Linked DNA regions of Homo sapiens: region 2 is linked to region 1. A link is a loop called in an ENCODE intact Hi-C map of the cell type or tissue named here. Cell type or tissue: CD4-positive, alpha-beta T cell. All regions are shown on one strand. Links, peaks and the distances in the headings refer to the core of each region. The heading gives the core; the rest is flanking DNA.

Region 1 (11,955 bases), core at 1,815-9,814:
GAAGTAACTCAAGAATGCCACCATCTTCTGAAAACTGTGAGATTACTCATATCACAGATATCGTAAAACATGAAGTTATTTAAGTTAGAAAGTAGCTTATATGCAAAGTAAGCCAGCAATTCAATTAGAAAGTTAATTTTTTACCTCTAGACAAGAAAAGTTTCTTGTTTCAGATGATGATTACTTTATATCTTTTTTAAATGTTATTTTTAATCATCATGGGTACATAGTAGTTGTATATATTTTTGTGGTCCACGTGAAATTCTGATACAGGCATACAATGTGTAATAATCAAACTGGAATAGTTGGGGTATTCACCACCTCAAACATTTATCATTTCTTTGTGTTAGGAACATTCTAATTTCACTTTTAGTTATTTCAAAATATAAAATAAATTATTGTAAACTATAGTCACCCTATTGTGCTACCAAATACTGGATCTTATTTATTCTATCTGTGTTGCTATACTCACTAACTATCCTCACTTCATCCCCGTCATCCTTGCAACCCTTCCCTCCAGTAACAAGTATTCTATGCTCAAGCTCTAAGAGTTCATCTTTTTTTTAAGCTCCCACACGTGAAAACATGCAATCTTTCTTTCTTGCCTGGCTTATTTCACTTAACATAAGACCTCCAGTTCCATCCATGTTGTTGCAAATGACAGGATTTCATTATTTTTATAGCTGAATAATATACCATTATCTATAGGTACCACATTTTCTTTATCCATCCATTAATGGACCCTTAGGTTGTTTCCATACTGGCTATTCCAAGTGGTGCTGCAATAAACATGAGTGCAAATATCTCTTCAATATACTGATTTCCTCTTTTTTGGACATATACCCAGCAGTGGGATTGCAAGATCATATGGTAGCTCTATTTTTAGTTTTTTGAGGAACCTCCATTTTGTTCTCAATAGTGGCTTTACTAATTCACATTCCCACCAACAGTATTCCCTTTCTCCACATCCTCACAAACATTTCTTATTGCTTGTCTTCTTGATAAAAGCCATTTTAACTTGGATGAGTTGATATCTCATCACAGATTTGATTTGCATTTCTCTGATGATTGGTGACGTTGAGCATATTTTCATATACCTATTGGCCATTTGTATGTCTTCCTTTGAGAAAAATCTGTTCAAATCTTTTGCCCATATTTTAATTAGATTTTTTTTTTCCTATAGAGCTGTTTGAGCTTCTTATATATTCTGGTTATTAGTCCCTTGTCAAATGGGTAGTTTACAAATATCTTCTCCCATTCCGTGGACTGTCTCTTCACTGTATTGTTTCCTTTGCTGTGCAGAAGTTTTTTAGGTTGATATGATCCCATTGGTATATTTTTGCTTTGGTTGCCTGGGTTTCTGAGGTCTTACTCAAGAAATTTTTGCCCAGACCAGTATCCTGGAGTGTTTCTACAATGTTTTCTTTTAGTAGTTGCATAGCTTCAGGTCTTAGATTTAAGTATTTAATCCATTTTGATTATGTATATGGAGAGAGATAGGGGCTTAATTTGATTCTGGATATAGATATCAAGTTTTCCCAACACTACTTACTGAAGACACTGTCCTATCCCCAGTGGACATTCTGGTCAACTTTGTCGAAAATGAGTTAACTGCAAATGTGTATATTTTTTTCTGGATTCTGCATTCTGTTCCATTGGTCTATATTTTGATGCCAGTACCATCCTGTTTTGGTTACTATAGCTTAGCAGTACAACTTGAAGTCAAATAATGTGATTCCTCCAGTTTTGTTGTTTTTGCTCAGGCTGGCTATGGCTATTCTGAGTTTTTTGTGGTTCCATATAAATTTTAGTATTTTTTTTCTATTTCTGTGAAGAATGTCTTTGCTATTCTGACTGCATTGAATCTGTAGATGGCTTTGGGTAGTATGGCAATTTTAACAATACTGATTCTTTCAATCAATGAAAATGGAGTATTTTTCCATTTTTTTGTGTGTTCTCTTCAATTTTTTTCATCAGCATTTTATGGTTTTCATTGTAGAAGAGATCTTTCATTTCTTTAAGTGAATTCCGAGGTATTTAATTTATTTGTAGCTATTGTAAATGGGATTACTTTTTTTTTTTAGTTTCTTTTTCAGATTGTTTGCTGTTCGCATATAGAAATGCTATGGATTTTTGTAAGTTAATATTGTATCCTGCAACTTTACTGAACTTGTTCTAATAGTTTTGTGGTAAAGACTCTAGGATTTTCTAACTGTAAGATCATATCATCTATAAACAAGAATAATGTAACTCCTTTTTTTTCAATTTGGATGCCCTTTATTTCTTTCTCTTCCCTAATTTCTCTGGCTATAATTTCCAGTATTATGTTGAATAAAAGAGATGAAAGTAGACATCCTTGTCTTGTTCCAATTCTTAGAGGAAATATTTTCACCTTTTCCCTGTTCAGTATAATGTTAGCTGTGGGTTTGTCATATAGCGCTTTTATCACATAGAGGTAAGTTCATTCCATACCCAGTTTTTTGAGAGATTTTATCATGAAGGGATGTTTAATTTTATCAAATGCTTTTTCTCCATCAATTGAAATGATCATATGTAGAGAGTATAGAGTTGGATCTTATTTTTTAATCCATTTAGCAACTCTAAGTGTTTTGTTGCAAGAATTCAGCTCATTTGCATTCACGTTATTACTGATAGGTAAAGACTTGCTTCTGCTATTTTGGCATTTGTTTTCTGAGGTTTCCATTATTTTGTCCTCCCTTCCTTCCTTCCTGACCTATCTTCCTTTGTGGCAAAGTGATTTTCTGCCGGGGCATGATGGTCCCCAGCACTTCTGGAGTCTGAGACAGGAGGATCACATGAGCCAAGGAGTTTTGAAACCAGCCTGGGCTACACAGTGAGATCCTGTCTCTACAAAAAATAATTACTTGGGTCTGGTGGCTTGTGCTTGTAGTCCCAGCTACTCAGGAAGCTGAAGTGCGAGAATCACTTGGGAGTCGAGGCTACAGTGAAAAGTGATCACGCCACTTCACTCTAACATGGGTGAAGAGCAAGACCCTATCTCAAATACTACACATATGTAATTCTCTCTGGTAGTATGTTTTAATTTCTTTTTATTTTTTGTGTATCTGTTACAGGTTTTTGTTTTGTGATTACCATAAGGCTTACAAATAACATTTTATTACAATTATTTTAAATTGATGACAACTTAACTCTGATTACAAAGAAAATAAAAAGAAAATTTTAAAAACTCTACATTTTAACTCCATTTCCCCCCATCCATGTTTTGACTTTTTGTTGTCTCTATTTTTATGTTTCTATACTCGTAAAAAGTTGTTGTAGTTATTATTTCTGACAGGTTTGCCTTTTAGTCTTCTTATGAAATATATAAGAGGTTTGTACACCACAATGACAGTGTTAGAGTATTATGTATTTATCTGTGTACTTGCTATTACCAGTGAGTTTTACACATTCAGATGATTTCTTGAATTTTTTTTTTTTTTTTGAGACGGAGTCTTGCTCACTCGCCCAGGCTGGAGTGCAGTGGCGCCATCTTGGCTCACTGCAAGCTCCGCCTCCTGGGTTCATGCCATTCTCCTGCCTCAGCCTCCCGAGTAGCTGGGACTACAGGCGCCCGCCACCACACCCGGCTAATTTTTTTTGTATTTTTAGTAGAGACTGAGAGGTGACAGCGTGCTAGCAGTCCTCACAGCCCTCGCTCGCTCTTGGCGCCTCCTCTGCCTGGGCTTCCACTTTGGCGGCGCTTGAGGAGCCCTTCGTCCCGCCGCTGCACTGTGGGAGCCCCTTTCTGGGCTGGCCAAGGCTGGAGCCCACTCCCTCAGGTTGCAGGGAGATGTGGAGGGAGAGGCGCGAGCGGGAACTGGGGCTGCGGGGCGGTGCTTGCGGGCCAGCTGGAGTTCTGGGTGGGCGTGGGCTTGGGCTTGGCGGGCCCCGCACTCGGAGCAGCCGGCCAGCCTGGCCCTGGACAATGAGGGACTTAGCACCCGGGCCAGTGGCTGCGGAGGGTGTACTGGGTCCCCCGGCAGTGCCAGCCCACCGGCGCTGCGCTGGATTTCTCACCGAGCCTTAGCTGCCTTCCCGCAGGGCAGGGCTCGGGACCTGCAGCCTGCTATGCCTGAGCCTCCCACCCACTCCATGGGCTCCTGTGCGGCCCGAGCCTCCCCAACGAGCACCACCCCCTGCTCCACGGCGCCCAGTCCCATCGACCACCCAAGGGCTGAGGAGTGCGAGCACACGGCGCGTGACTGGCAGGCAGCTCCACCTGCAGCCCTGGTGCGGGATCCACTGGGTGAAGCCAGCTGGGCTCCTGAGTCTGGTGGGGAGGTGGAGAGTCCTTATGTCTAGCTCAGGGATTGTAAATACACCAATCAGCACCCTGTGTTTAGCTCAAGGTTTGTGAGTGCACCAATCTACACTCTGTATCTAGCTCTCTGGTGGGGCCTTGGAGAACCTTTATTTCTAGCTCAGGGATTGTAAATACTCCAATCGGCACTCTGTATCTAGCTCAAGGTTTGTAAACACACCAATCAGCACCCTGTGTTTAGCTCAAGGTTTGTGAATGCACCAATCGACACTCTGCATCTAGCTGCTCTGGTGGGGCCTTGGAGAACCTGTGTGTCGAAACTCTGTATCTAACTAATCTGATGGGGACGTGGAGAACCTTTGTATCTAGCTCAGGGATTGTAAACGCACCCATCAGTGCCCTGACAAAACAGGCCACTCGGCTCTACCAATCAGCAGGATGTGGGTGGGGCCAGATAAGAGAATAAAAGCAGGCTGCCCGAGCTGTAACACTCACCGCGAAGATCTGCAGCTTCACACCTGAGCCCAGCAAGACCAAGAGCCCACCGGGAGGAACGAACAACTCCAGACGCGCTACCTTAAGAGCTGTAACACTCACCGCGAAGGTCTGCAGCTTCACTCCTGAGCCAGCGAGACCACGAACCCACCAGAAGGAAGAAACTCCAAACACATCTGAACATCGGAAGGGACAGACTCCAGACGTGCCACCTTAAGAGCTGTAACACTCACCGCGAGGGTCTGCGGCTTCATTCTTGAAATTAGTGAGACCAAGAACCCACCAATTCCGGACACAAGACGGGGTTTCACCACGTTAGCTAGGATGGTCTCGATCTCCTGACCTCGTGATCCACCCACCTCGGCCTCCCAAAGTGTTGGGATTACAGACGTGAGCCACTGCACCCGGCCCAGATGATTTCTTATTTTTAACGTCTTTTTCTATCAGATTGATGAACTCCTTTTAGCATTTCCTGTAAAAGATCTGTAAGATCTTTTTCCTATCCTGTCCTATAAGGACAGAAAAATTCCATGATACTGGTAATTCATGAATCCCTCAGTTTCTGTTTAGTAAAGTATATTATGTCTTCATGTTTGAAGGATAATTTTTTTTTTTTTTTTTTTTTGAGACGGAGTCTCGTTCTGTCGCCCAGGCGGGAGTGCTGTGGCGCGATCTCCGCTCACTGCAAGCTCCGCCTTCCGGGTTCACGCCATTCTCCTGCCTCAGCCTCCCGAGTAGCTGGGACTACAGGCGCCCGCCACTGCGCCCGGCTAATTTTTTGTATTTTTAGTAGAGACGGGGTTTCACCGTGGTCTCGATCTCCTGACCTCGTGATCCGCCCGCCTCGGCCTCCCAAAGTGCTGGGATTACAGGCGTGAGCCACCGCGCCCGGCCTGAAGGATAATTTTGCTGAATAGAATATTCTAGGTTGGAAGTTTTGTTTTTCCTTCAACACTTTGAATGCCATCACACTCTCTCCTAGCCTATAAGCTTTCTGCTTAGATGTCAGCTGCCAGTTGTATCAGAGCTTCTTTACATGTTATATACATCTATTCTCTGGGTGCTTTAAGGATCTTTGTTTATCCTTGACCTTTGAGAGTTTAATTAATATATGCCTTGAGATAGTCTTATTTGGGTTAAATCTTCATATTCTTCTATGACCTATGCATATTCGTATCTTTCTTTAGGTTTGGAAAGTTCTGTTATTGCTTATTTCAATAAACTTTCTACCATGATCTATGTTCTCTTTAAGAGCACTAATTCTTGGATTTGTCCCTTTGAGGCTATTTTTAAGATTTTTTTTTTTTTTTTTAACATTTTCCCTTCCCCTTATTAACTACGTAGGTCCCAAAGTTCTTAAAGAAAAACGAAGAAAGGAGTGGGCTAAAAAGATGAAAAGTGCTACCTGGGAAGTTTGTTCAAGCTCCTCTCTCAGGTCTCTTTAGTCCTGTAAGTGTGTTTCATTCTTTTCCTCTCTTTCTCCTCTGGCTATGGATTTTCACATAGCCAGTTTTCAAGCTCACTAATTCTTCTACTTGATCCACTTTGCTGTTGAGAGGCTTTGATATATATTTCAGTTTGTCAACTGAATTTTTCAGTTCCAGAATTTTGGCTTGTTTTGAATTATTTCAATCTCCTTGTTAATTTCTCATGATACAATTCTGATTCCTTCTCCATGTTACACTGAAGTTCTTGAGCTTCCTCAGGACAGCTATTTTGAATTCTCTGTCTGAAAGGTCACATATCTCCATCACTCCAGGATTGGTAACTGGTACCTTATTTAGTTTGTTTGGTGAGGTCACATTTTTCTGGATGTTCTTGATGCTTGTAGACATTCACTGATGTCTGGGTATTTACAAGTTAGGTATTTATTTCAGTCTTCACCGTTTGGGCTTGTTTGTATCCATCCTTCTTGAGAAAGCTTTCCACATATTCAAAAAAGACTAAGTGTTATGATCTAAGCCTGAGGTCACTGCAGCTGTATTAGCACTAGGGGGCGCCCTAAGTCCAGGAATGCTACAAACTCTTGCTGACTCCTAGAGGCACCACCTTGGTGGACTAATTTTTTGGTTCTTATGAAGGTGCATTCTTGCATGGCTAGTTTATAATTTGGTGTTCCTGTGGGGAGTGGGACAATCACTGGAGGGTATATTTGGCCATCTTGTTCTGCCTCCCCCCTAGTTTTTAATAAAAGATGGTTTAAGGTATGATAAATTCATCAAAATTCCCCACAATACTAAGTGTGAACAGAAATGTTAACTCAAGACAAACACGTATTTTGCCTTGTGACTAAGTTAGGTATAGCTTCCATGCTATGTTTTAGATAACCAGAAAAAAAGGAGCAAACAGTGCTTTAAAATATTAATAAATACTTAGAAGTACTGTTGCCCCTTGTCATACGCGGTGACTGGTTCCAGGAACCCCCTCGTATACCAAAATCTTCACATACTCAAGTCCCACAGTTGGCTCTGCAGAATCCATGTAAATGAAAAGTTGGCTATCAGTATATGTGGGACCCACGAATTCCGTATTTTCAATTCATGTTTATTCCATGAATAAGCAGACCAGCACAGTTCAAACACATGCTGTTCCAGGGCCAACTGTATTTCCAAATTCTTGGCCAGTATTTAGTTTTTGGCATTGTAGCATGAAGTTTCTAATACTTAATTCAATAGTCATAGATAAATCACTTGTTCACCTTTAATCAATACACATTTACTTGTATGTAATTTCAAAATTCTAACTCATGATTCTTAGAGATATGTCAAAAGTAGGCCAAAGAAGAGAAGGATAAATAATTCCTAAATTATTAGGTAGCCTTTTAACTCAGTGTCACCTTTTAATTGAATATGTTTGTCTGTTTAGATTATTTTTTAAAATGGAATAGAATACTATGAATTCTTTAAATTCCTTCCAGTTAATTATTGTAAGAATGTGGCCCAAAAGTATGTCAAGTGGCAAAGGAAGCTTACCTAAAATCTCTTACTCTTACCTTTGGGATTATTTGGGTCACGGTTCAAAATAGCATAACGAGGAAGTAAAATACCTTCAGCTTGAAGAATACTATATACTTCTCTCCTGAAGAAAAAGGGAAACATCCTTATTGTTTTATTGCTCCATTTCACAATGAATATATTATTGTAGTTTTCTTAAAAGACATTATTGTTGTTCTATAACTAAAAAGGGTATATATCTCAACACTTTTTATTTTTTAAATAAACAAATGTCACTTCGAATATTCAAAAAAGGTATTCTGAGGAAATATTCAGCAATAAGAACACAAATTTATGCACAATTCTTTTCTAGCTTATTGAGAAACTAATTATTAAAACTGAGAACATAAATGTATTTTAAAAATGGCTGAATAAAGTTGATATTATCACAATGATAGAACATTACCTAAGCATTAAAAGCCTTATGCTTAAATAGTATTTAATGACATGGAGAAATGTTCACAGCATACTAGAGAAAAGTGATTCTAATTTGGTAAAATGTGATTGTTATGTATGTATTGTTTTCTATAGGAAAAAAATATGATAGATACAGTGACGATTAAATGGCTTTCGGTACGCTTTTACTTTTCAAACCATTTAAAACGAACATACATTTCTATAGCTATAGCTGTATATATAAAAACACATATATATGAATTAATATGTAAATGTAGAGAAAATGTTTTAAATTTTAGATATTAATAATGTTACTCTCTGGAAGAATAGAAAAAAATAAAGTGAAAAAACCATAAGGTCTCATATTTACAAAGCATTTTTCATACACATAAAATCTCATATTGTAATGGTAAAACAAGAAAATAGAATGCTGGTGAGATTATGAGAATAGCTATAGGAGTGAAACATTGATTGAATGAAATACATAAATACACTCATATTTTATAATTTATTAGAAATCCATGCTTTTTACCTGTTAAATGAATGCTAAGATATACAGTATAATATTTTTCAAAATAGGTATACTTTACCATTTAAAAAATCTAGTTATAGGCCGGGTGCGGTGGCTCACACCTATAATCCCAGCACTTTGGGAGGCCGAGGCAGGCGGATCACAAGGTCAGGAGATCGAGACCATCCTGGCTAACACGGTGAAACCCTGTCTCTACTAAAAATACAAAAAATTAGCTGGGCGTGGTGGCGGGCGCCTGTAATCCCAGCTACTCGGGAGGCTGAGGCAGGAGAATGGCGGGAACCCGGGAGGGGGAGCTTGCAGTGAGCTGAGATCCCGCCACTGCACTCCAGACTGGGCGACAGAGCCAGACTCCATCTCAAAAAAAAAAAAAAAAATCTAGTTATAATGAGTAAAGTCCTAATTTCATCATCAGTCCCATGACAGAAAAAGTGCTCATAAGTTTGAATGGTTTAGTAGGCTCTGGAAATTAAACAATCTCGGTTAAGTCTTTGTCCTACTACGTGGGGAACTTGTGACTTTGGGTAGATTAATCAATCTTCCTAATTATCAAGATTCCTCATCTGTAAAATTAGGTAATAAATAACTATTTCTGAGTATTATTTTGAAAGTACAATGAATTAATAATGCAAAAACACCTGATGCCATGTCAGTGTACAGTAGGTACTAAATTAATGTTATTTTTCCTTCCCTTAATTCAGCCAACTTCACCACTCACCTATCTTGTATGAGATACTGCATATTCAAGTCATTGATTACAAATGGATTCCTGAGTTTTGCATAGGCAACCGCTTTGTCCAGTGGAAATCCTAAGAACACATATTATTAACATATTCTGTATTATCTCAAGATAAGCATCTATACTTTATTAACTTGAATTGATGCCACCTCCCATAAAAGATTCATTTCATTAACACATAACACCCTTCTATAAAAGGTATGGAATATATACATAAACCTTGATTTAACTTATATATTAAATCTTATTTTTTCATAATTTGATTAAGGCACAACAAACCAGTGGTTATATAACCAAATTTGGAGCACTGACATGTGAGTGAAGGTCTGACTAGTCAGTCACCTGAAATAAGGTAAGATTCACCTCATACACAAAGAGAAATCTATATGTAAATAACATGGGTGTATCAGAATCACCTGGTGATTTTTAAAAAATGTATTCAACATCTCTTCTTTTCACTTAGATATTTTGATGCCTACACACATAAATTAGCTGATATTCAAAGACTTATGTGCCTTTAAAAACAGTGGGCCAGGCATGGGGGCACACGCCTATAATCCCAGCACTTTGGGAGGCCGAGGCAGGTGGATCACCTGAGGTCAGGAGTTCGAGACCAGCCTGGCCAACAGGGTGAAACCCCATCTCTACTAAAATTACAAAAAATTAGCCAGGTGTGGTGGCGCACACCTGTAATCCCAGATACTTAGGAGGCTGAAGCAGGAGAATCACTCAAATCCAGGAGGTGGAGGTTGCGGTGAGTGGAGATCGTGCCATTGTACTCCAGCCTGGGCAACAGAGCAAGACTCCATCTCAAAAAAAAAAAAAAAAAAAAAGCTACAGAAGCAAAACTTAATTCATATATGACATATATGCTCAAAATATATGAGCAGAATCATGCTATTGCTAGGTCAACATTAAAATATTAGAAATTAAGTCCCTAAAACTTGTAGACTGGTAAAAGTACTAATTACAATGAAAACAAATCAAATAGTAGATATAGTGAAGAACAGGTCCCCTCCCCCAAAATCTAAAAAATTTTAATGATTGTATTTTATTCTCTATATTGGCACTAATGCCAGGTGCAGTGGCTCTTGCCTGTCCCAGTACTTTGGGAGGCCGAGTTGGGAGGAGTGCTTGATGCCAGGAATTCAACACCAGCCTGGGCAACATAGCAAGATCCCATCTCTACAAAAAATTCAAAAGAATCAGCTGAGGGTAGTGGTGCAACCTGTAGTTCTATCCTTCAGGAGGCTGAGGTGGGAGGATCACTTGAGCCCAAGAGTTTGAGGTTACAGGGAGCTATGACTATACCACTGCACTCCAGCCTAGTTGACACAGCAAGACCCTGTCCTCCAGGGGGAAAAAAAAAATTGACACAAAGTCTCCAATTTTATCCATCAATACACATCATCAGTTGTATACCGTAACAGTTAAAGACATAAACCAGCGTTCAAATCCTGGTTCCATCTCTCACTAGCTATGTGACCTTGGGCAAATTTATTTAACGTCTCTAAGCCTCTGGTACCAGCACAAAAGAGTAGTATACCAGTCTTACCTAGTAGAGTTTTGAGGAATTAATAATAGTGTGGATATAAGGCACTAAGCACAGTACCTGGCATAGTAAGTGCTCAATAAATGTTACCTGTTATTATTCCTTAAGAGGCAATATTTTAATAAATATCTATGGAAAAGGATAAAAATCAGCAAGCATACATAACTTTAGTATTCAACTATGGAATACTAAGTATACCTGTGAAGAGACTATATTTTATAGTACTACCAGAATAGTTAAGAGAAAAAGTATTAAAACATGCTGAAATTAAAACAAAAAGCTGTGGCCAGTTAAATCAGATTTATTCCTAAACTCCTCTTAGTTTTTAAAATTTAAATACAGATACCTTATATCAAGAACCACTTAGCCACAAATTACAAATCCTGAAAGTTTTATAAAGACTCTCAGAATTCATCGCTTGTAAAGATGTCTCAATGTCTATGATTTGAAGCCTCCTTACAGAATTCAGCAAATAGAAAACACCTACACAGTTTCCTGCTTTTGTTTTTGTTAAAGAGAAACTTTTTCCCTACCAAGAGATGGTATGTGGAATATGACATTAGCTATAACACCCAGTTTTTACAGGCAAATATAACACTAATAGGAAGAACCATGTGAGGGTAAGGGAAGAATGCTTTACTCTCAAGGAGGAAGAAATTTTAAGGTTCTCTAAAATGAGCAGCCTGAGTCTTTGAAGATCAGTGTCTTGACTTCTCTATGAAATAATGAACATCAATTTAGGCTATGGTAGCAAAACCATGCTCCATCTTCTTCTTGCTGAAGTAAGACTTTAACATAGCTCAGGAGAACATATTTTGGTAACAAGTGATGATTAAATATGAATACATTTACAACTGAGAGCACATCTTTTCAATTAATAGTTCTTAGTGGGAAATTCACTTAATTCACAGATTCTTAGGCTATCAATTTTCAGATGTACCCTCAGCAATAATTTTGATTAGTGGA
Region 2 (11,955 bases), core at 1,537-9,536, 71 kb after region 1:
ACCTCAATTCTTGACATCTGTGCACTTACAGATTCAATACTGTGTAGAAGCTGATAAGAATTGGGGCTTCCACCCTCTGAAGCAACAGCCTGAGCTGTACCCTGGCCCCTTTCTTCCATGGCTGGAGCAGCTAGAACACAGTGTACCAAGTCCCTAGGCTGCACAGAGCAGGGGGGGTCCTGGACCTGGCCCACAAAACCATCTTTTCCCCCTAGGCCTCTGGGCCTGTGATGGGAGGGGCTGCTGTGAAGACCTCTGAAATGCCCTGAAGACATTTTCCCTATTGTCTTCAGAATTAACATTCAGCTCCTCATTACTTTTGCAGATTTCTGCAGCCAGCTTGAATTTTGCCTCAGAAAATGGGATTTTCTTTTCTATTGCATTGTCTGGCTGCAAATTTTCCAAAGTTTTATGCTGTGTTTCACTTTCAAAACTGAATCCTTTTAACAGCACCCAAGTCACCTCTTGAATGTTTTGCTGCTTAGAAATTTCTTCTGCCAGATCCTAAATCATCTGCCTCCAGTTCCAAGTTCCACAAGTCTCCTGGGCAGGGGCAAAATGCCACCAGTCTCTTTGATGAAACATTACAAGAGTTACCTTTGCTCCAGTTCCCAACAAGTTCCTTATCTCCATCTGAGACCACCTCAGCCTGGACCTTATTGTTCATATCACTATCAGCATTTTTGTCAAAGCCATTCAGAAGTCTTTAGGAAGTTCCAAACTTTCCCACATTTTCCTGTCTTCTTCTGAGCCCTCCAGACTGTTCCAACCTCTGCCTGTTACCCAGTTCCAATGTTGCTTCCATATTTTCAGGTATCTTTTCAGCAATGCCTTACTCTACTAGTACCAATTTACTTCATTAGTCTGTTTTCACGCTGCTGATAAAGACATACTCCAGACTGGGCAATTTACAAAACAAAGAGGTTTACTGGATTTACCGTTCCACGTGGCTGGGGAGGCCTCACAATCTTGGTGGAAGGCAAGGAGGAGCAAGTCACATCTTACATGGATGGCAGCAGGCAAAAAGAGAGCTTGTGCAGGGCAACTCCCATTTTAAAACGCATCAGATCCTGTGAGACCCATTCAGTACCACAAGAACAGCATGGGAGAGACTCACAGCCATCATTCAATCATCTCCCACCAGGTCCCTCCCACAGCATGTGTGAATTATGGGAGCTACAAGATGAGATTTGGCTGGAGACACAGAGCCAAACCATATCAGACATGAAGGACCTTTGCAAGGAGAACTACAAACCACTGCTAAAGCAAAAAGAGAGGACACAAACAAATGGAAAAACATTTCATCCTCATGGACAGGAAGAATCAATATCGTGAAAATGGCCATACTGCCCAAAGTAATTTACAGATTCAGTGCTATTCCCATCAAACTACCATTGACATTCTTCACAAAATTAGAAAAAAAAAAACTACTTTCAAATTTATATGGAACCAAAAAAGAGCCCATATAGCCAAGACAATCCTAAGCAGAAAGAACAAAGCTGGAGGCATCACACTACCTGACTTCTAACTACACTAAAAGGCTACAGTAACCAAAACAGCATGGTACTGGTACCAACACAGACATGTAGGCCAATGGAACAGAATAGAGACCTCAGAAATAAGGCCACACATCTACAACGATCTGATTTTCAACAAACCAGACAAAAACAAGCAATGGGGAAAAGAGTCCCTATTTAGTAAATGGTGCTGAGAAAACTGGCTGGCCATATGCAGAAAACTGAAACTGGACCCCTTCCTTACACCTTATACAAAAATTAACTCAGGATGGATCTAAGACTTAAATGTGAAACCCAAAACCATAAAAACCCTAGAAGAAAACGTAGGCAATACCATTCAGGACATAGGCATGGGCTAAGATTTTACGATGAAATTGCCAAAAGCAGTTACAACAAAAACTAAAATTGACAAATGGGATCTAATTAATCTAAAGCGCCTCTGCACAGCAAAAGAAACTATCATCAGAGTAAACAGGCAGCCTACAGAATGGGTGAAAATTTTGGCAATCTTCCCATCCAACAAAGGTCTAATATCCAAAATTTACAAGGAACTCAAAGAAATTTACAAGAAAAAGACAAACAACCCATCAAAAAGTGGGCAAAGGATATGAGCAGATGCTTCTCAAAAGAAGACATTGATGTGGCCAACAGACGTGAAAAAAGCTTAACATCACTGGTTGTTAGAGAAATGCAAATCAAAACCACAATGAGATAACGTGGTGTATATATACCACATTTTATTTATCCAGTCTGTCACTGATGGGCATCTGGGTTGGTTCCATGTCTTTGCTATTTTGAATAGTGCTGCAATATGTGTGCATTTATCTTTATAATAGAATGATTTATATTCCTTTGGGTATATACCCAGTAATGGGATTGCTGGGTCAAATGGTATTTCTGGTTCTGTGATATGTATGCATACAAAGGAATATTTTTTCAGCCTTATATGTAAAATCTAAAATACTATGCAGCCATAAAAAGGAATGAGATGATGTCCTTTGCAGGGACATGAATGAAGCTGGAAGCCATCATACTCAGCAAACTAACACAGGAACAGAAAACCAAACACTGCATGTTCTCACTCATAAGTGGGAGTTGAACGCTGAGAACACATGGACACAAGGAGAACAACACACACCAGGGCCTGTCAGAAGGGTGGCTGGTGAGGGAAGGGAGAGCATCAGGACAAATAGCTGATGCATATGGGGCTTAAAACATAGGTGACGGGTTGATAGGTGCAGCAAACCATCATGGCAGATGTATACCTATGTGACAGACCTGCACATTGTGCACATGTATCCCAGAACTTAAAGTAAAAAAAAAATTAAATTAAAAAATAAAAGAACAAAGCTGGAGGCATTATACTACTTGACTTCAAAATACTGGCATAAAAAGAAACATACAGATCAATGGAACATAATAGAAAGCCAAGAAATCTATGCATTTATGGTATATCTTTGACAAAGTTTGCAAGGACACACAATGGGAAAAACACACTTTCTTCCATAAATGGTGCTATTAAAACTGGATATCCACATCCAAAAGAATGAAACTGAACCTATACCTCACACCATATACAGAAATCAGCTCAAAATGGATTAAAGCCTTAAATCTAGGGCCTGAAACTGTGAAACAATTAGAAGAAAACAGGGGAAATACTTCTTAACAATAGTCTTGATAATTATTTTTGTACATTATCTCAAAATGAACACAGGCATCGAGAGCAAAAATAGACAAAGATTGCATCAAACTAAAAGCTTCTGCACAGCAATGAAAACAATATGGAATGGGTGAAAATATTTGCAAATCTTGCATCTGTTAAGGGGTTAATATCCAAAATTTCTAAGGAACTCTGTTCAATGGCAAGAAAACTAATAACCAGATTTAAAAATGGGCAAAGGGCTTGAATATACATTTTTTCAGACAAGACATAGAAATGGCCAACAGATGCATGAAAAAATGTTCCAACATTGCTAATCATCAGAAAAATACAGTTTAAAACCAAAATGACGTATAGTTTTACACCTGTTAGAATGGCTGTTGTCAAAAAGATAGCAATCTCTGGTGAGGATTTAAAGACAAGGGAACCCATGTACATTTTTGGTGGCAGGGCGCAATGGTATAGTCATTATAAAATACCCTATGGACGCTCCTCAAAAAATTAAAAAACTAACATATGACCCACAATTTCCTTCAAAGGTACTGAAATAGGTATGTTGAAGGGATATCTACACTTCCATGGTCATTGCATCATTATTCACAATAGCCATGATATGGATCAACCTAAATGTCCACTAATGGAGGTATGGATAAAGAAAATGTGATATGTATGCATACAAAGGAATATTTTTTTCAGCCTTATATGTAAAATCTAAAAATGTTGAACTCAGAAGCAGAGAGTAGAATGGTGGTTCCCAGGGGTTGGGAGTGAGAGGAATGGGGAGGTATTAGTCAAAGAATACAAAGTTTCTGTCAGAATGAATAAATTCTAGAGAGCTAATGTACAGCATGGTGGCCATAGTTAATAATACTTTATTGTACATTTGAAATTTGATAAGAAAGTAGATCTTACGTGTTCCCACCACACAACCCACACAAAAGTTAATTATGTGAGGTGATGGATATGTTAATTAGCCTGATTATAATTACTTCACAATGTATACATACATTAAAATATCACAGTGTACATTCTGAATATTTATAATTTTTATTAATCAGTTTTACCTCAAAGCTGGGAAATACAGAAAGAGAAGTTATGAAATAAAATAATTCTAGATTCAACAGCAATTTATATGAGAAATAATAAAACAGCCATAGAAACTACTTTATGGTTATCTCAATTACTATTTATCCTAACAGCATTACATCCAGACCATTGATGATATTTATTTATGTCACTCCTGAATATTTTTATGAACTTTTTAAAAGTGAGCTTTATGGTAGATGAATTATGGCTTATAAAGCTGTTAGAGTCTAAACCACAGATTGGAAAAAATTAACTAGCCATACAGCCACCCTAATACCAAAGACAGGTAGGTAAGTGCAGCCCTACCATATTCCTGGAAGGAGAAGCAGAATATTAGTTGATAGCTTTAATAGCTGTCACACTCATCTTTTTCGTTTTCTTTTTTCTTTTTTTTTTTTGCAAATTCTGTTATAGGCAATTTATTATCAAAGTTCGTTTTACTTTTATTCCCTGATAAATAGCCAATATATGCCATTCAAAGAAATCGCTGATTTTATTACTGAAATTTCAGAATTCTAATGCAGAGATTCCAAATACAATTTTTACATTAACAAATATGCAGAGAAAACACTCAGAGATTTGTTGTTGTTGTTGTTCTCGTTTTTTGTTTTTTGAGATGGAGTTTCACTCTTGTCACCCAGGCTGGAGTGCAATGGCGTGTTCTCGGCTCACTGCAACCTCTGCCTCTGGGTTCAAGCAATTCTTTTGCCTCAGCTGGGATTACAGGCGCCTGCCACCACACCTAGCTAATTTTTTTGTATTTTTAGTAGAGACAGGGTTTCGCCATGTTGGCCTGGCTGGTCTCCGACTCCTGACCTCAGGTGATCCGCCTGCCTTGGCCTCCCAAAGTGCTGGGATTACAGATGTGAGCCACTGTGCCCAGCTGAGATTTTTATACATACAGTCTTTAGCTCTAATGTTTATGTTTGCAGTGCCCTGTCAAGAGTAAAAATGGAGGTTCACATACTGTATACCTGAATATTTAGGAGGTTTAAATCAAGCTAAGAAACTTTTCCTACCTCAGCAAATATACCTAAGGTTCCTAGGATTCTTGGACTCCTTAGAGCCCCACACTAGTGAATGGCAACTTAGGGAGAACTGGTCTCTGTCTCAATCCTGTTCCTTCCCAAGGATAAGTGACCCCAGCTTCTGTAGAGGTGCCCCTTGACCAGCCCAGGCCTTTTAGAATAAGCTTTCTCAATTGTTCATCCACCCTCTGTAGACAGACCAGGAAGGAGCTGAAAGAGGTTCTCCAGGTGAAGAAGAGTATATCTCAGGGCCCTGAGATCTTACCCAGCAGGGAGTGGCATGAGCTACAGGAGGATACAGCCTAGTTTTCAAGAAAAGGGTCCAGAATGGGATCCCTCTTGCCTGGATTTAAGGGAATTTTTCTGTAAGTATGTAACAAAATTTTGACCAAAAAAATCTAGAAATGTCTTTATGAGGTTTTGTATGACACCTTGTGGTACTGTTCAAAGCATTATATAGAAGGAAATGGAGATGCTGAACTATAGTAAATGAAGATTCTATTTTGAATGAGAATAATTTCCTTGTTTAAAAAGTTATTTTAAAATATGATTACCATTTCAAGTATAAAATCTTATTATATTACCATTAAAAAGAGTAACTCACTAAGATTTATAAAAGAAAACATATTACATTTTTAAACTATGCAATTCATTTATACATTCAAAGAAGATACACATTAAATGCCTACTATGTTCCAGATACTGGCACTGAGATTATATCAATTACAAATAAAAATTTCTGCCCTCCTAGAACTTATATTCTAGTAGAATAATGAAAAAGTGACCAGTAATTCTTAGGAATACATTTCTTCACCTACATCTAATCTGAAAATTTTACTTGTAGACTTTTGCACAGACATTTATTGGGATCCCTATCTTAAGCCGTAAAAAGCGTAAGTATTCCATTCTGCTGATTTTTGACTGCTCAGAAAGCTGTAACAGAATATTTTGCTCAAATGTCTAAAAGTGACTGAGTCACTTCCAGTTTTGGAGTTTCTAATCATTATAATTAATAAAAACCAAAATGTGCATTAAAAAAAGTAGTTTCAAACTTTTGTTTTATACAAATGCATTTATTATTGAGGGAGAAATGTTAGCTTTATGCATTGTTAATATTAAGCAGGGAAAGATTAGTTAAGTGCCATTAAATTAATAAGTATTTAAATTGGTAGCTTAACCAGAGCTTGAGGCCTGGGCCAGATGATTCTTCTACTTCTAATCTGTCGGTGTCCTCCTCACCCCTTCCCTTACTTGCTACCCCTATTAATGCTTCTTCCTTTGTTTCCCCAAGCACATTTTGTTTGTTAGTTAAAGAATATTAGGCCCAAGGGATTTCCCTTATCTGAGCACCTCATTGTCTAAACTTTGAAGGGATTTGTCAGAAGCAGACAGAGGAGAGCAAATTATTTGGCGTGGTTAGTAGCTGGAGGAGATCACATGTCAACTTCTCCCCTACATCCCCTCTAAGCTTCTATTAGTTCCGAGAGAAGAGGCCCCAGGTGTTGAAATGGAGAATGCGGAAAAGGCTAAAGAGTAGGGAGTCTGGATTCTCTTCACTTCTTCAGTAACACTTTCATATAGTGGTGGAGGGAAAAATACTAAATGGAATGGTTCCCTTCCTCCAAAATCATGTTTTCTGATTGCACAGTAATATATAACTTACACTCTCTGGGTTTCTGGGCAGTATTTTATCCTGCATTTTTTATATGTCCATTTAGAATTTCATCCTTATAAATATATACATATATTATTAATTTTTCAATTTTATGTGATGAATAAACAGTAATAAAATAATCATAGGGATGGTTTATGTGACTTGCTCACAGCTTGAAGCAAATCAGTGGCAAATCTGCCTAGGCTTTAAGAATAGAACTTAAGAGTCAGTCTTCCGTTAATCTGTACTGATCACAAATACGTTAAAAATCACAAATTTTGGCCAGGCACAGTGGCTCATTCCTGTAATCTTGGCACTTTGAGAGGCCAAGACAGGCAGATTACCTGAGCCCAGGAATTCGAGACCAGCCTGAGCAATGTGGCGAAACCCTATCTCTACGAAAAAGACAAAAAATTACCTGGGCATGGTGGCATGAGACTGTGGTCACAGCTACCTAGAGGCTGAGACGAGAGAATCACCTGAGTCCAGGAGGCTGAGGCTGCAGTGAGCTGTGATCGTGCCACTGCATTCCAGCTTGGGCAACAGAGTGAGACCCTGTCTCAAACAAAAAACAAATGAAAATCCCTGATTTTACTTGAGGTAGTTACAAAAGGGGTAATGTTTTTTAAAAATATATAATGTGAAAAAGGTATAATATCCTGAATATATAAAGAACTATGACTCAATACACAAAAAATAACTCAAGCCCTTTATTAGATATTCCCCCCAAAAAAGATGTACAAATGGTTGATAATCACATGAAAAGATGTTCAACATGATTAGTCATCAGGGAAATGCAAGTCAAAACCACTATGAGATACCACTTCACACCTACTAGAATGGCTATCATATCCTACAAAAAAAAAAAAAAGAAATATGACAAGTATTGCCTAGGATTGAAATCACCTTTATAGAATTGTAAGTGATGAGAGAAAACTGCATGACTCTGTTTTGCTTCTATCCTCACAGGTTAAATTGGTTTTTGCTTATTCTAGCACAGAGGCCAAGATAACCATGAGTGGAATTAGTTTGGTAGTTACACTTTGAGGCAAGGAAAAATGACTCCCTTCCTTGTTCAGAGATTGAAGCTGCATTCACGAGGCAAGGTTAGAATTATGATAGGAGCTTGAACTTTGCTAAAGAGTAAGCATAAACAATGACCTGCCATTGCTTAGCTTGCTTTGCTATAAGTTGCTTACTGCCCCAGAGTCACTTAACCAGAGGTTGCAAGATTTGTAACTTCCCCAACTACTCACATAGATAACATCACTATTGTGAAACTTAATTAACTGGTCTTTGAGGTATTCTTCAGATTTAGCATTTTGGCAGACCAAGAGACACCACCTAGTCCTGAGACTCTCTCCTGAGAACTGACTCAGCTGCACAAAGACAGCCCTGTCTCAATAACCCTGTGATTTCTTCCCCACCCAACCAATTATCTGAGTTCCTCAGCCCCCTACTTGTCAAAGCACCCTCAAAAACCCTAGCCTCGGCCAGGCACGGTGGCTCACCCCTGTAATCTCAGCACTTTGGGAGGCCGAGGCGGGCAGATCATGAGGTCAGGAGTTCAAGACCAGCCTGGCCAATATTGTGAAACCCCATCTCTACTAAAAATACAAAAATTAGCTGGGCGTGGTGGCATCCATCTGTAGTCCCAGCTACTCGGGAAGCTGAGGCAGAAGAATTGCTTGAACCTAGGAGGTGGAGGTTGCAGTGAGTCAAGATCATGCCACTGCACACCAGCTTGGGCAACAGAGCGAGACTTCACCTCAAAAAAAAAAAAAAAACCAAAAAAAAAAAAAAAAACCCCAAAAAACCCTAGCCCTCTAGCCTCTGAATTCTCAGCAGGGGCAGATTTGAGAATTATCTCATATTCTTCCATTTGGTTGGCCCTACGATAATTAAATTCTTTCTTTGCTCCAATACCTACTGTCCTCAGTACACTGGCTTTTCTAGGCAGTGGGCAAGATGAACCCATCGGGCTGTTACAGGATATGGAGAAATTGGAAACTCTCATGACTGATAGGAATTTAAAGTGGTGTGACAGCTATGGAAAACACTGCCAATTCCTCAAAAAGTTAAACAATTACCATATGATCCTGTAGTTCCGCTCCTAGATATGTATCCAAAGGAATTGAAAGTAGGGACTCAAACAGATATTTTTATGCCAATATTTATTGCATCATTATTCACAATAGCCAAAAGGTGGAAACAATTCAAGGATCCATCAATAGACGAATGGATTAACAAAATGTAGCATATACATACAATGAAAGATTATGCAACTATAGAAAGGAATGAAGTTGTGATACATGATACAACATGGATGAGCCTTGGAGATATTATGCTAAGTGAATAATAAATAAAAAGATATTGTATGATTCCGCTTATATAAAATATCTATAATAGGCAAATTTTTATAGACAAAAGTAGATTAGCAGTAATCAGGGGCAGAGGGAAAGGGAAGTGGGGAGTTAATCTTTAATGCATAAAGATTACAAAGTTTCTCTTTGAAGTAATGAAAAAGTTTTGGAAATAGATACTGGTGATGTTTGCATAATATTGTGAATGCAATTATGTCACAGAATTATATACTTTAAATGGTCAAAATGGTAAATTTTATGGTATGTATATTTTTACCACAATTTTAAAAAATTAATAATATAAGTACCCCAAACCATTGAATTGTGAGTGGATGAATCGGGTGGCATGTGAATTATATCTCAATAAAACTGCTTAAAAATTTTTGTAGGATGCAACTAAAACTGCTCAGAGAAAAATTTATGTATTTTGTGCTTATATTGGTTAAAAATAAAGGTCAAGAAGTAATGAGCAAAGCATCCAATTTAATATGGTACAAAAAGAACAAGTGAATAAGCCAAAAGAAAGATTTGAAATCACAAAGATAATAGAAATTAATAGAATAGAAAATAAACATACACGCCAGGCACAGTGGCTCACACTTGCAATCCCAGCACTGTGGGAGGCTAAGGCAGGCGGATCACCTGAGGTCAGGAGTTCAAGACCAGCCTGGCCGACATGGCGAAATCCCATCTCTACTAAAAATACAAAAAATTAGCTGGGCGTGGTGGAATGCACCTGTAGTCCCGGTTACTCAGACAGGCTGAGGCAGGAGAATTGTTTGAACCTGGGAGGCAGAGGTTGCAGTGAGCCGAGATCACACCACTGCACTCCAGCCTAGGTGACAGAGTGAGACTCCGTCTAAAAAAAAAAAAGAAAAAGAACAAGAGAAAAAAGAAAAGAAAAGAAAAGAAACATACAATGATGAGGTGAACTAGAGCCAAAATTTGGTTTTTAAAGACACAAATGAATTGACACAAAACTCGCAAAACTAATAAAAATAAAAATAAAGAGACAATCCTACAGAATTTATAAATAAGCAATATTGTGATGCAAAAAGTGTTATAACCACACATGATGCAGATACTTATAGAGGATATTACAACTTTATTCTAATAAACCTTAATAAAATTGATGAATTTTAGAAAAATTTCACTTACCAAAGAGGTTTAAGAAGAAATAATGTCAGATGATTTTACCAAACATTTATAACAAGATTTAAGAAGTATGTAATTTTAACTTTATGCAAATTATTCATAGTGTAGAAATGAAACATTTCTTAATTCATGTTATGAGGGTGGTGTAAACTTGATATCAAAATATGGAAATGACAGAATGAGGAAGGAAAATAACCGGTTTTTCTCTTGGGAACACAAATACAAAGATGCAAACAGAACAATATGCATTATAACCAAATTGAGCTGATTCCCAAAATGTCAGATTGATTTAATGTTAGAAAAGATATATACAATTAATGACTACATTTTTAAAGAGACCTGGCAAGAGAGAGATGAAGTACACAAATGGTTATAACTGAAGAGAATTTAAGGAACTGTTCAAAAGGAACAAACCAAGGATGGTAACTAGCAATAGCCAGAAACCTCTACACCTGAAGGAGGAAATACCAAGTGAGAGATAGAGTTATGGCAGAGAGTCTAACCATCCCAAAACAATAACAAGTTGTAACTGTGAAAATTAAAAATTACTGTCAAACCCGTGACCAATGGCATACCACCCTCCCATCTTCTACTATTGCCTCATTAGTCAGCGATCATGGGAAGCCAGAGCAAGGGGGCTTGGAAACACAGGCAGCCAAAAAAATCAGCCTCCTAGGGAACAGAGCAGAAAAGGACAGAGAATTAATTTGAGGTGGGTAAACTGAGAATAACTAGTAAAACTATATGTGTTCATATATATACAATTATCTCCTTGGCAAAAGTTTTCTGCAAAGAGCTAAACTAGGTAGTAAATATTTTCTGCTTTTGGGGCTATACACTCTTGGAAATACAAACTTCTGCCATTTTAGGATGAAAGCAGCCATATACTCAATAAATGAGTCTATTTTCCAATACAATTTTATTTACAAAAATACATAGTGGAGCTGGATTTGGCTTGTGGGGTAGTAGTTTGTGGACCCCTAATCTAGTAAAGGAGAAAAAGTATTTGCTGAACATTACTATTCATTGGAAATTTTTTTAAAAACTATAGTACACAATGGAGAATTCATTGAAAACATATTTTTAAAGGTAATGACAACTTACAACTGTTTTGGTACTGGAGCCTCTATTCAGCATATTAAGGCAAGAAAAAGGAAAAATCATTAGGATTAGAAAGAAAATTGGCCTTATTTGTTATAGGAATAATTGTTCACATAAAGAATTCCTATAAATATAAATAAGCTAATATTAAAATGGTCAAAAGTGTTGACTAGGTACCTCATAGAAAAGCCAAATTGCTCATGCATTTATCTGTTGTTTTGTTTTTTAAATTTATTATTATTATTATTATTGCCTCTATATACCTACCTGAGACTGGGTAATTTATAAAGGAAAGAGGTTTAATTGACTCATAGTTCTGCATGGCTTGGGAGGCCTCAGGAAACTTAAAACCATGGCAGAAGGGGAGCAAACATGTCCTTCTTGACATGAT

What was found. A loop is a pair of places that touch in the nucleus more often than their neighbours do. Peaks named below come from ENCODE experiments on the same cell type or tissue, not always from the same donor. Only the 100,000 strongest peaks of a DNase experiment are listed, where the experiment ranks them.
Region 2: a loop joins it to region 1, with 9 times the contacts of the local background. A loop is called at or near these places in 13 of 110 quality-filtered maps.

The regions. Positions count from the first base shown.
Region 1 is chr5:103,134,284-103,146,238 of GRCh38, reverse strand. PPIP5K2 (diphosphoinositol pentakisphosphate kinase 2) reads right to left here. Exons shown (of 31, transcript NM_001276277.3): 4 at 9,417-9,507; 5 at 7,770-7,855. Among named protein-coding and RNA genes, the nearest start is that of PPIP5K2, 20 kb to the right of the region's middle. RefSeq lists an enhancer at 4,011-4,512. In CD4-positive, alpha-beta T cell, for the core only: CTCF peaks have their summits at 6,555 and 6,760 (motif pointing right); a DNase peak (open chromatin) is centred at 6,788.
Region 2 is chr5:103,062,785-103,074,739 of GRCh38, reverse strand. It overlaps LOC105379105 (a long non-coding RNA gene), which reads left to right and starts at 3,715. Exons shown (of 4, transcript XR_948633.2): 1 at 3,715-3,820; 2 at 5,486-5,656. In CD4-positive, alpha-beta T cell, for the core only: no CTCF peak of the experiment used is centred there; no DNase peak of the experiment used is centred there.